Linked DNA regions of Homo sapiens: region 2 is linked to region 1. The links are chromatin contacts, found by Hi-C or POLR2A ChIA-PET in ENCODE. All regions are on one chromosome and are shown on one strand. The core of a region is the stretch at or near the end of the contact, and the rest is flanking DNA. Distances in the headings are between cores, read along the strand shown.

The links. Hi-C counts contacts between places; a loop is a spot of excess contacts on that map. ChIA-PET counts read pairs that join two places held with the same protein, here RNA polymerase II (POLR2A). Pooled maps may share reads with other maps.
Region 2: a pooled map shows a loop between it and region 1 (4-fold over the local background). The contact joins the promoter of HDHD2 here to the promoter of ELOA2 in region 1. A Hi-C loop is called at or near these places in 1 of 50 pooled maps. POLR2A ChIA-PET finds 5 or more read pairs at or near these places in 2 of 52 experiments (A673 and HEK293).

What each region holds. Positions count from the first base shown.
Region 1 is chr18:47,033,715-47,038,378 of GRCh38, reverse strand. It overlaps ELOA2 (elongin A2), which reads left to right and starts at 2,758. Exons shown (of 1, transcript NM_016427.3): 1 at 2,758-4,664. The coding sequence starts at 3,115. The region is part of intron 3 of KATNAL2 (katanin catalytic subunit A1 like 2); the gene reads right to left.
Region 2 is chr18:47,147,731-47,152,394 of GRCh38, reverse strand. HDHD2 (haloacid dehalogenase like hydrolase domain containing 2) reads left to right here and starts at 1,895. Exons shown (of 7, transcript NM_032124.5): 1 at 1,895-2,017. RefSeq lists an enhancer at 2,427-2,486.

The sequences.
Region 1 (4,664 bases), core at 1,509-4,008:
GGAACATTTGTCAGAATTATTTCCTTCAAACTCCTTTTTAGAATCCCTGGAGAGTCATTTAAACAGTGAACCACTGACCTAATTAACACAGTTAATCAGGATAAATAAGAAAGCAAAAGCTCTAATTCTTGAGACAGAGGTCTAATTCTTAATCCTAAACAAATCTGAGCAATGTTGATCATACTTTTGAAAGAATAGCCTAAAAGACAGGCTTACTCAGGGTTTTCATTACATTTCTGCAAAATGGCAGGTACTTCAACTCCAATCAAAAGAATTTCCACTTTTTTTTTATTAGAATCACAGTTTGCAAAAGAGTCGATGTCTATAATGGGGATTGGCTGAGTCCTTTAGAACTCTGTCTGGTAATGAGGCTGCATCAAAAATGGCTTTTCATGGTCGGGCACTGTGGCTCACTCCTGTAATCCCAGCAATTTGGGAGGCCAAGGTGGGAGGATCACTTGAGCCCAGGAGTTTGAGAGCAGCCTGGGCAACATAGGGAGACTCCCATCTCTAATAAAAAAAAAAAAATGGCTTTCCTACTATGTGGACTGTGAAGCAGCTTTTACTTGTGGTGACCAGGTCTTAAAATAATAATGTGATTTTTATTTTGTGGTAAGAGTGATAAAAATTCAGAATTCAGTAAGAGTAAAGCAGGAAAAGAGAGTTTTAAAAACACTATTCCAAATGTAGTGTTAAATATTTAAGATGAGCTTCTGTTACTGAAAACACAGAATGCAGTCTTACAAATTTCTTAATTAAAGGTATAAAGTTGGCCAGATCTACATCTTTCTGCCCAGGCCATTCAAATTAACCTAGAAAATTATCTTCTGAATTAAAAAAAACTAAGAATGAGCCATTCCCCGCAAAAAGGATCCATTTAAACTGTAAGAGATGGTGTGCCCCTGAAATGGACACAATTACATGCTCATTAATTTCTGTGTACAAAGAAAGGAGGCCCAGAAGTGAACATCTAATCTAGGTGTCTCATTTGCATGTTTCAATAATCTGGCTGTTTTTGTTTTCTTTCATTTCCTTTGTGGGCTATTGTGCCACAAATATACCTCCATTATCAAATTCAAAATTGAATCCTATGATACCATAGCCTGAGGAAAAGGAAGCATTGAATATCATTCCCAGTTTTAGACCCAGAAGATATTTAGGAAATGTTACTGTATATACACCACATGCAACATTAGTGCTTTTAATTTCCTTTTTACGGGTGCAATGGAGATTAATTTGCATGAGCTCGTTTCAATTTCAGTAATAAGATCCAAATTTTGCATTAAGCTTTCAATCTCAAAAACAAACAGTTAAAAAGCATACATCACTTCTTTCAAATGTCTTTACTATACTTCTGTTTTACAGTCCCTGCATCTAATATTCCCCTAAAAGGTTGAATATATATACCTGTAGGTTCTAATTTGTTTCTTGTTTGTTTCCTGACTATCTCCTGGCTCTGCCAGGAAACTTCCTAACTTTCAAATGCTGTACAACCCAAAAAAATGCTAGAAATATCAAAAGAAGTGTCTACAGATCCAGAAAAGACATTTATTGAATTTAATACAATGTCAGAATTGGTCAACTATGCTCAGAAACATAGGACCAAGTGTTCCCTAATTTGAGAGGGTAAATAAGTAACAACAGAAATAAGAGAAAAAACCATAGATATTTCAAATGATCCTGTTTTAATAATTGTCACTGAAAATTAAAGTCCGATCCAGATACCAAATCTGTTTCAACAATAATAGCTAGAGACAAGAGTAAAAATTTCTTTAAAGTTTTAAAACAGGTGGAAGAAGATCCAGAAATATTTATTCCAAGATTTGTAAGCGGGGATAAAACATGGCTACACTGGATAGTCCTGAAGAAAGAGCACAAAACAAAGGCTACCAAAAGGTGGCAGCACTCCAGTCAAAGACAGAGAGGACCAGTCAAGAGAAGAGGTCATGGCAACAGTTTTGGGGAATGCTCAAAAGATATGACTAAAAGACTTTTTGAAGGGCCAAACCAAGATCAAATATGCTTACTAACAGAGTTTTTGAGAAAACTAGCCAAAGCATGAGCAGAAAAACCATTACCAGAGAGTTCTACCTAATCATGAAAAAGTTCTTGCTGTAGCATTTCACTGAACAAAGGGCAGTTTGGCAAGAGTTTCAAAAGGAGATCATGAGGCGTCCACCTTGCAGTCATGATGTGGAACCTGCTGACTTCTATTTATTTCCTCGTATTAAAAATTCTGCAAACGGCACCCAGTTTTCTTCAGTTAATAATGGAAAAAAGATTTCTTGGAAATAGTTAAATTCCCAGAAACATCAGGGCTTGAGGGACAAGGCGGGGTCAAGACAGTGCTCGAACTACTGTCTCGAAATTGATGGAGCAGATGTTAAGAAATAAAATCTACCGGTTTTATTTTTGTCTTTTAATCCCTGTTTTGACAAATTTGGGAAGTCCCCTCACACAACATCAGTCCTAGGCAAAGAGTTGTTATCCTGTATTGGTTCTTCTTTCTATGATTTTGTCTTGCTGTGTTATTTTCTGTTTTACTCCCAAGAAGATTCAGTCTGTGTTTTTTGGAATTCACAGATGTGGAACCTGCGAACATGGAAGGTCAACGGTAAAACTCAGTGGGGTGTGTCGAGGCTGAAATTAACCTAATCAACCTCTGGGGCACAGCAGTCCACCTGGCGTGGACCGTCCCGATTGTCTGCATTGTGCTGACGGCATGAGTACGTATGGGGGCGGGGCAGCCCAAGAGCTAAGAGGGTCAGGGCTAGAGCCGTGAGTGTCAGCCTGGGATGGGCTACATAAGGCCCAGCTCTGGCACCAGAGCTTCATTCTTTGTTGCACAGCAAACTGCAGAGGTCACTCCAGGCTGTGGCTCCACATCCCGAGGAACAAAAGCGGGCCTGCTCAGCTGTCTGCAAGGACGGCCGTTCCAGACCAAGTGGCCTGCTGCTCCGAGGACCCAGCTCGCTCCAGGCTGTGACTCCACATCCCGAGGTCGCTGCCTGGCGACCGGGCAGCGAGGACCGGCCACCCCAGACTTCCTGTCCCGCAGCCCCAAAGACAGAGCTGCGACCGCCGGGACAGCGACGCCTGCACAGCTCTGGTGAGATGGCGGCAGGGTCCACTACGCTGCACGCAGTGGAGAAGCTGCAGGTGCGTCTGGCCACTAAGACGGAGCCGAAAAAGCTAGAGAAATATTTGCAGAAACTCTCCGCCTTGCCCATGACGGCAGACATCCTGGCGGAGACTGGAATCAGAAAGACGGTGAAGCGCCTGCGGAAGCACCAGCACGTGGGCGACTTTGCCAGAGACTTAGCGGCCCGGTGGAAGAAGCTGGTGCTCGTGGACCGAAACACCCGGCCTGGCCCACAGGACCCTGAGGAGAGCGCTTCCCGACAGCGCTTCGGGGAGGCTCTTCAGGACCAGGAAAAGGCCTGGGGCTTCCCAGAAAACGCGACGGCCCCCAGGAGCCCATCTCACAGCCCTGAGCACAGACGGACAGCACGCAGAACACCTCCGGGGCAACAGAGACCTCACCCGAGGTCTCACAGTCGCGAGCCCAGAGCTGAGAGAAAGTGCCCCAGAATAGCCCCAGCTGATTCCGGCCGCTATCGGGCCTCTCCAACGCGCACAGCTCCCCTCCGGATGCCCGAGGGCCCTGAGCCCGCTGCGCCCGGGAAGCAACCCGGAAGAGGCCACACTCACGCGGCTCAGGGCGGGCCTCTGCTGTGTCCAGGCTGCCAGGGCCAACCCCAGGGGAAAGCCGTTGTGAGCCACAGCAAGGGGCACAAATCGTCTCGCCAGGAAAAACGCCCCTTGTGTGCCCAGGGAGATTGGCACTCCCCTACTTTGATCAGGGAGAAATCATGCGGGGCCTGCTTAAGAGAGGAAACCCCAAGGATGCCCTCCTGGGCAAGTGCCAGGGACAGGCAGCCTTCGGACTTCAAGACAGACAAGGAAGGGGGGCAAGCTGGCAGCGGCCAGCGTGTCCCTGCCTTGGAGGAGGCTCCAGACAGTCACCAGAAGAGGCCTCAGCACAGTCACTCGAACAAGAAGAGGCCCAGTCTAGACGGCCGGGACCCAGGAAATGGGACACACGGCCTGTCGCCCGAGGAGAAAGAGCAGCTTTCCAACGACCGAGAGACTCAAGAGGGGAAGCCACCGACTGCTCATTTGGACAGAACGTCCGTGAGCTCCCTCTCTGAGGTGGAGGAGGTAGATATGGCTGAGGAATTCGAGCAGCCCACTCTGTCATGTGAAAAATACCTCACCTACGATCAGTTGCGGAAGCAAAAGAAAAAGACTGGAAAATCTGCCACCACTGCACTTGGAGATAAACAAAGGAAAGCAAACGAATCCAAGGGCACTCGTGAGTCCTGGGATTCGGCTAAGAAATTGCCTCCTGTCCAGGAAAGCCAGTCAGAGAGGCTGCAGGCGGCCGGCGCTGATTCCGCCGGGCCGAAAACGGTGCCCAGCCATGTCTTCTCAGAGCTCTGGGACCTCTCAGAGGCCTGGATGCAGGCCAACTACGATCCGCTTTCGGATTCTGACTCCATGACCTCCCAGGCAAAGCCAGAAGCACTCTCTTCACCAAAGTTCCGGGAGGAAGCTGCTTTCCCTGGACGCAGAGTGAATGCTAAGATGCCGGTGTACTCGGG
Region 2 (4,664 bases), core at 646-3,145, 110 kb before region 1:
ATTCGATGCAAGGACCTGGGACACAGTGGGCTATGTCCAAGGGTATCAACGATCAAGATAAGTTTTTCCTACTGTTTTTGTTCCAGTTCAGATACTGCTTTATGGCTTCACTCCTTTGGGTTTTTTGCCCCCCCGCTCCTTTTTTTTTTTTTTTTTTCTGAATCCAGTCCCTCCCTTTGGAGGGGCTGAATTTCTTCTTAGCTTGCCTTTCATCAAGTAGATCCATTTGGAGAGGAGAAAGCCATTAGTCCTGTCCCATGATTCCACATAATCTGAATGAGGCCAGGCATTGGTGCCCGCGCCTGTAATCCCAGCACTTTGGGAGGCTGAGGTGGAAGAATTGCTTTAACCCAGGAGTTTGAGACCAGCCTGGGCAACATCGTGGGACCCCACCCTGTCTACAAAAATCAAAATTAGCCAGTTGTGGTGGTGTGCACCTGTGGTCCCAGCTGTCTGGGGAGGCTGAGGCAGGAGGATCCCTTGAGCCTGGGAAGTCATGGCTGCAGTGAGCCATGATTGTGCCACTGCACTCCATCCTGGGTGACAGAGTGAGGCCCTGTCTCCAAAAAAAAAAAAAAATCAGTTACACTACCCAATTGCCTAGTCTTGGAGCCTGATAATTGATGCCTTCTCCCTAACCCCAATCTAATCTGTCACCAGTTTCTGTTTTGCCTCCTATGAATTTATCCTCTTTGCTTTGTTTCCACACATTCTAGTTCAAGTATCTCTCTTGTGGCCCTGCAGTGGGTCTCTTATCTGGTCTCACCCATTCTGGCATCTCTCCTATCTATTCATACTGCAGGCAGAGGAAGCATTTAGAAAAATACACTTCTTATATTACCCACTTAAAATCCTTTGGTGATGTCTTAATCTGGTCAAAGACAGCTGGCTCATAAGGGGAAACTAGGACCAAATCCTTTTTCCTTCAACCAATTAGACCCTCACACAGAAAACTTAAACTTAGCATATATGAGTAAGACAAAAAAACTTCAGATCCAGTGGGGAGGAAAAGCAGATGGCTCCTAGTCCAAGGGACAGAATGGGTCACAGCTCCTAACAGGGCTGACTGCAGCCTTGGGTAGTGGGGGTGTTAGATTGTGGCATACGGGTGGCATATATGGGTCCCTAGTCAAGGACAGAGCAGTGGTTTTATCAAGGGGTATAACCCTTGTATAAGGTGTAACCCGAGTGAGTATCCTATTATGTCAACACGGCTCCAGAAAGTTGTTCAGTCATTTTCATAGTGAGTGCATAAGAGTGACTTTTCTGTACTCTATTATTCAGGTCCACATAACTTACCTGGATCAAGAGGAGACAGGTAGAGACCCCCACGAGTGTGGCAGCGGGTTAGGGAGGGAGGTGGTTCTGGGTGTACCAAGATAGAGCTCCCGTGGAAGAGGAAGGCACGGCCCGTAGTGGCTCTAATCGGGAGAGAAGAGGGAAAGGAGGGACGTCGCTGCCCGAGGGAGTAGTTAATGGAGGAAGCAAGAGGTGCCAGGTACTATTCAAGTAGCTAAGGGGGAAATGACGACTTCTGAGATTGGGTTGTCTAGTAAAGTATGACTTCTTAGTTAAACCTCGAGAGTGGACAAGTGGTAGAGGAAGGGAGGGGTGAAGGCAAAGAACGCTACTCAGTAACGCTCGGTTCAGCAGTGGTGCTGTGGACTGGAAAACAGCTACCGAAGAAAGGCAGGGGATTATTTTTCCTCGTGCATCCCGGCCCAGGAGGCCGCGCCCTTGGGAAAGCGGGTCTCCAGAAGGGCCTAGCTTTCCGTCAGCGGCGGTGCAGACAGAGGACAACACGGCGCGGTAGCTGCACCGCCTCGGCGGAAATCCCGGGCGAAGGGGTGGGGCGGAGCCGGGAAATCCGGGGCTTCCGGCGCGGCCAGGGCCCAACTTCCGGCGTCCGTCGGGCAGCAGCGGGGCTGTCTATCCCGGCTGAGGACCCGCGGCCAGTGCGGGTGGCTGGCTTTGCCATTAGCGGGGGCCTTTCCTGAGGACGGCGTACGGAGTGTGGGTGAGAAGCCGCTGTAGGACTGAAGAGGAAGAAGCGCAATTGGGGCCGGGAGGCTGCAGATTTTGTGACAGGGTTCGGGAACTACTAGTGGCGCCCCCAGGCCGCCCCTCCTCTCGAGCCGGGCCGTGCGCTCTTGCTCTGTGCGCATTCCCTGTTTTCCGCGTCGGAACCGCCCTCTTTGCAGTGGCCCCGCGCGTGCGCATAGCTGGGCGCGAGGCGCGCTGTGGGTCTCTGCGGGGCGGATCGTGAAGCTAGTGTGTCAGTCATTCCTCGAAGCGTGCTCTTGGGCTGTATTTTGGAGCTAGCGTCCCTCCTGGTCAGTTTGGCGTTTTTAAGGCCCTGGTACTTGGTTTAGAACCGAGTGCAGTGACCAGTCTTGAGGCCCCTTCCCAGCCAAGAGATGGGGGGATGGAAGTTGAGTTGGTGCTGAAAGAGTTTGTTGTTGGGGCCTTCCAGCTGTGGACACCGGGATTCATGAGTTAATTCACGATCTTTATTGAACGCCTAAATAACCCAGTGGGAAAGGCAACACAGTCCCTTATGCACAGAGCTTAACAGTTTAGTAGGAGAGGCGCGGGCTGGTAACCAGGACAGTGGTAAATGTAGTAGGACCACAGGTGGCTCCTAGCCTAACTCTGGGAGAAAAGGAGTTGGACCCAGAGGAGGCACGCCAGAGGAAGTGATGGTTATCAGAGACTGAGGGCTAAAGGGATTGGCCAGGAGATGAGGGTGTAGAGGGGCCCGAGTAGTTGCAGACAAAAGTCCCGCAACGAGGGAGGCAAAGTGTAGAGCTCTTGGCCGCCTGCAGTACCATGGAACTTGGGTGCTAGTAGAGACAAATGTGTTGGAGAGGGTAAACCAGGACTCTGTCCACCAGTGTTCATTGTTCAGACTTTATCCAGAGGTCAGCGGGGAGTCACTGGAAGAGTTTTAACTGGGGAGTGGCTGAATAATACCGTCATTTATTGAATGCCTACAGTGGTTCCAGAAAAGTCTGGAACCATATAGGGAAGGAAAGAAAATTTGTACTTCCCAGGGGTTTTAGGAGGCATGTTTTGTAGCGCCCCAATTTCCCAAGGGAAAATTTGTATTAAAATCTCTTGTTGTAAGTATGCAAGTTTTGAATAATATGCCATAATATATATTTAGATGTGTTTTCTCAAATCCTCAAGTTATACTAATGCTTTAGAACTTTGCATCATGTGTATCCTGTGATTTTTGTAGCCCTTGATATATCCATAATGTTCCCTCCTTGCTTCTCTCTCCCAGCCCTCCACATACATAACCCAACCTTTCTCTGAGCGGGACACAATTCACAATTCTTTATAGGTATTACTTTCTTTAATCCTCTTATCAACCATTAGAGTTGTGTTATTATTTCTACATTAGCAATGAAGAAACTGAGGCAAAAAGGTTAAGAAGGTTGCCCAGGTTCACCCAGCTAGTGAGTGGAGATGTATACCCAGGCTATAAATTTATACAACTCCTTTGTTCTTGTCCTTAACCACTGCACTGTTGCATTGTAGGGAATAATTTAGGGCTGGTAATAGGAGATGCAAAGTAGAGAGGACAATTAAGAAGTTGTTTAAATAGTCTAGATGAGAGTTGATTTCCAACTTCAAAAAGGTAGTTTTAAAAACGATGAAGAGAAGTAAGTGGATATAAGACTGTAAAGGAAGTAGAACTGACATAATTTGGTGTCTGGATTGATGGTGCTGCCAACCACTCATAAGGATGGCTGGGAAAGAGCACCTTTGAGGGTGAAAGGACTTGGATTGAGATGCCCCAGTGATATTCAAGCCCAGATGTCCTCTGAAGTATCTGGAAGTTCTCCTCTTGGGATGAGAGAATATGGCTTTTCTTCTTTGCATTGAATATGTACCACTGTCAGTGGTTTATGGCTCTTCTAAGGGGTGTCCCATGTAATTTGTTCCGATTATGGGAGATGGGTATGGACTCAAGATAAACAAAATCAGGCACTACCTTTGAAGCCTTTATAGTTATTTTGAGGGTTATATTAGTATTTTACAATTACATTTTATCAAATACCAGCTTGTAGTTCAGGTAACGAGTATTATACATGTTCAGACAAGGCTTGGTGGCTCATACCTGTAATCCCAGCACTTTGGGAGCCCAAGGCGGATGGATCACTTGAACTCACCAGTTCGAGACCATCCTGGGCAACGTGGTGAAACCCCGTCTCTACTAAAAGTACAAAAATTAGGTGGGCGTGGTGGTGCACACCTGTGGTTCCAGCTACTTGGGAGGCGGAGGTGGGAGGATGGCTTGAGCCGGGGAGGCAGAGGTTGCAGTGAGCTGAGAGATAGTGCCACTGCACTCCAGCCTAGGAGATAGAGTCAGACCTTGTCTCCAAAAAAAAAAAAAAAGAAAGAAAAAACAAAGTTTTGGACAAGAAGAGAGGTCATAGTGATCAAGTGATCAAGTTAGTGGGACTAACTGAAGAAGTAAGTATATTTTGAGGTATGAGTGGGGCACCTCAATTTTATTCTAGGCCTTAGTCAGTCACTCTCAAATATGTGGTGCTCCAGAAGAGCATTTTAGAGTTTAAAAGGTACGTTCTATGGAACTGGTGAGAGCAAAGAATATAGGCTTTTAAAATGTTTTGGTAACATTAAGCCTGTGTGGA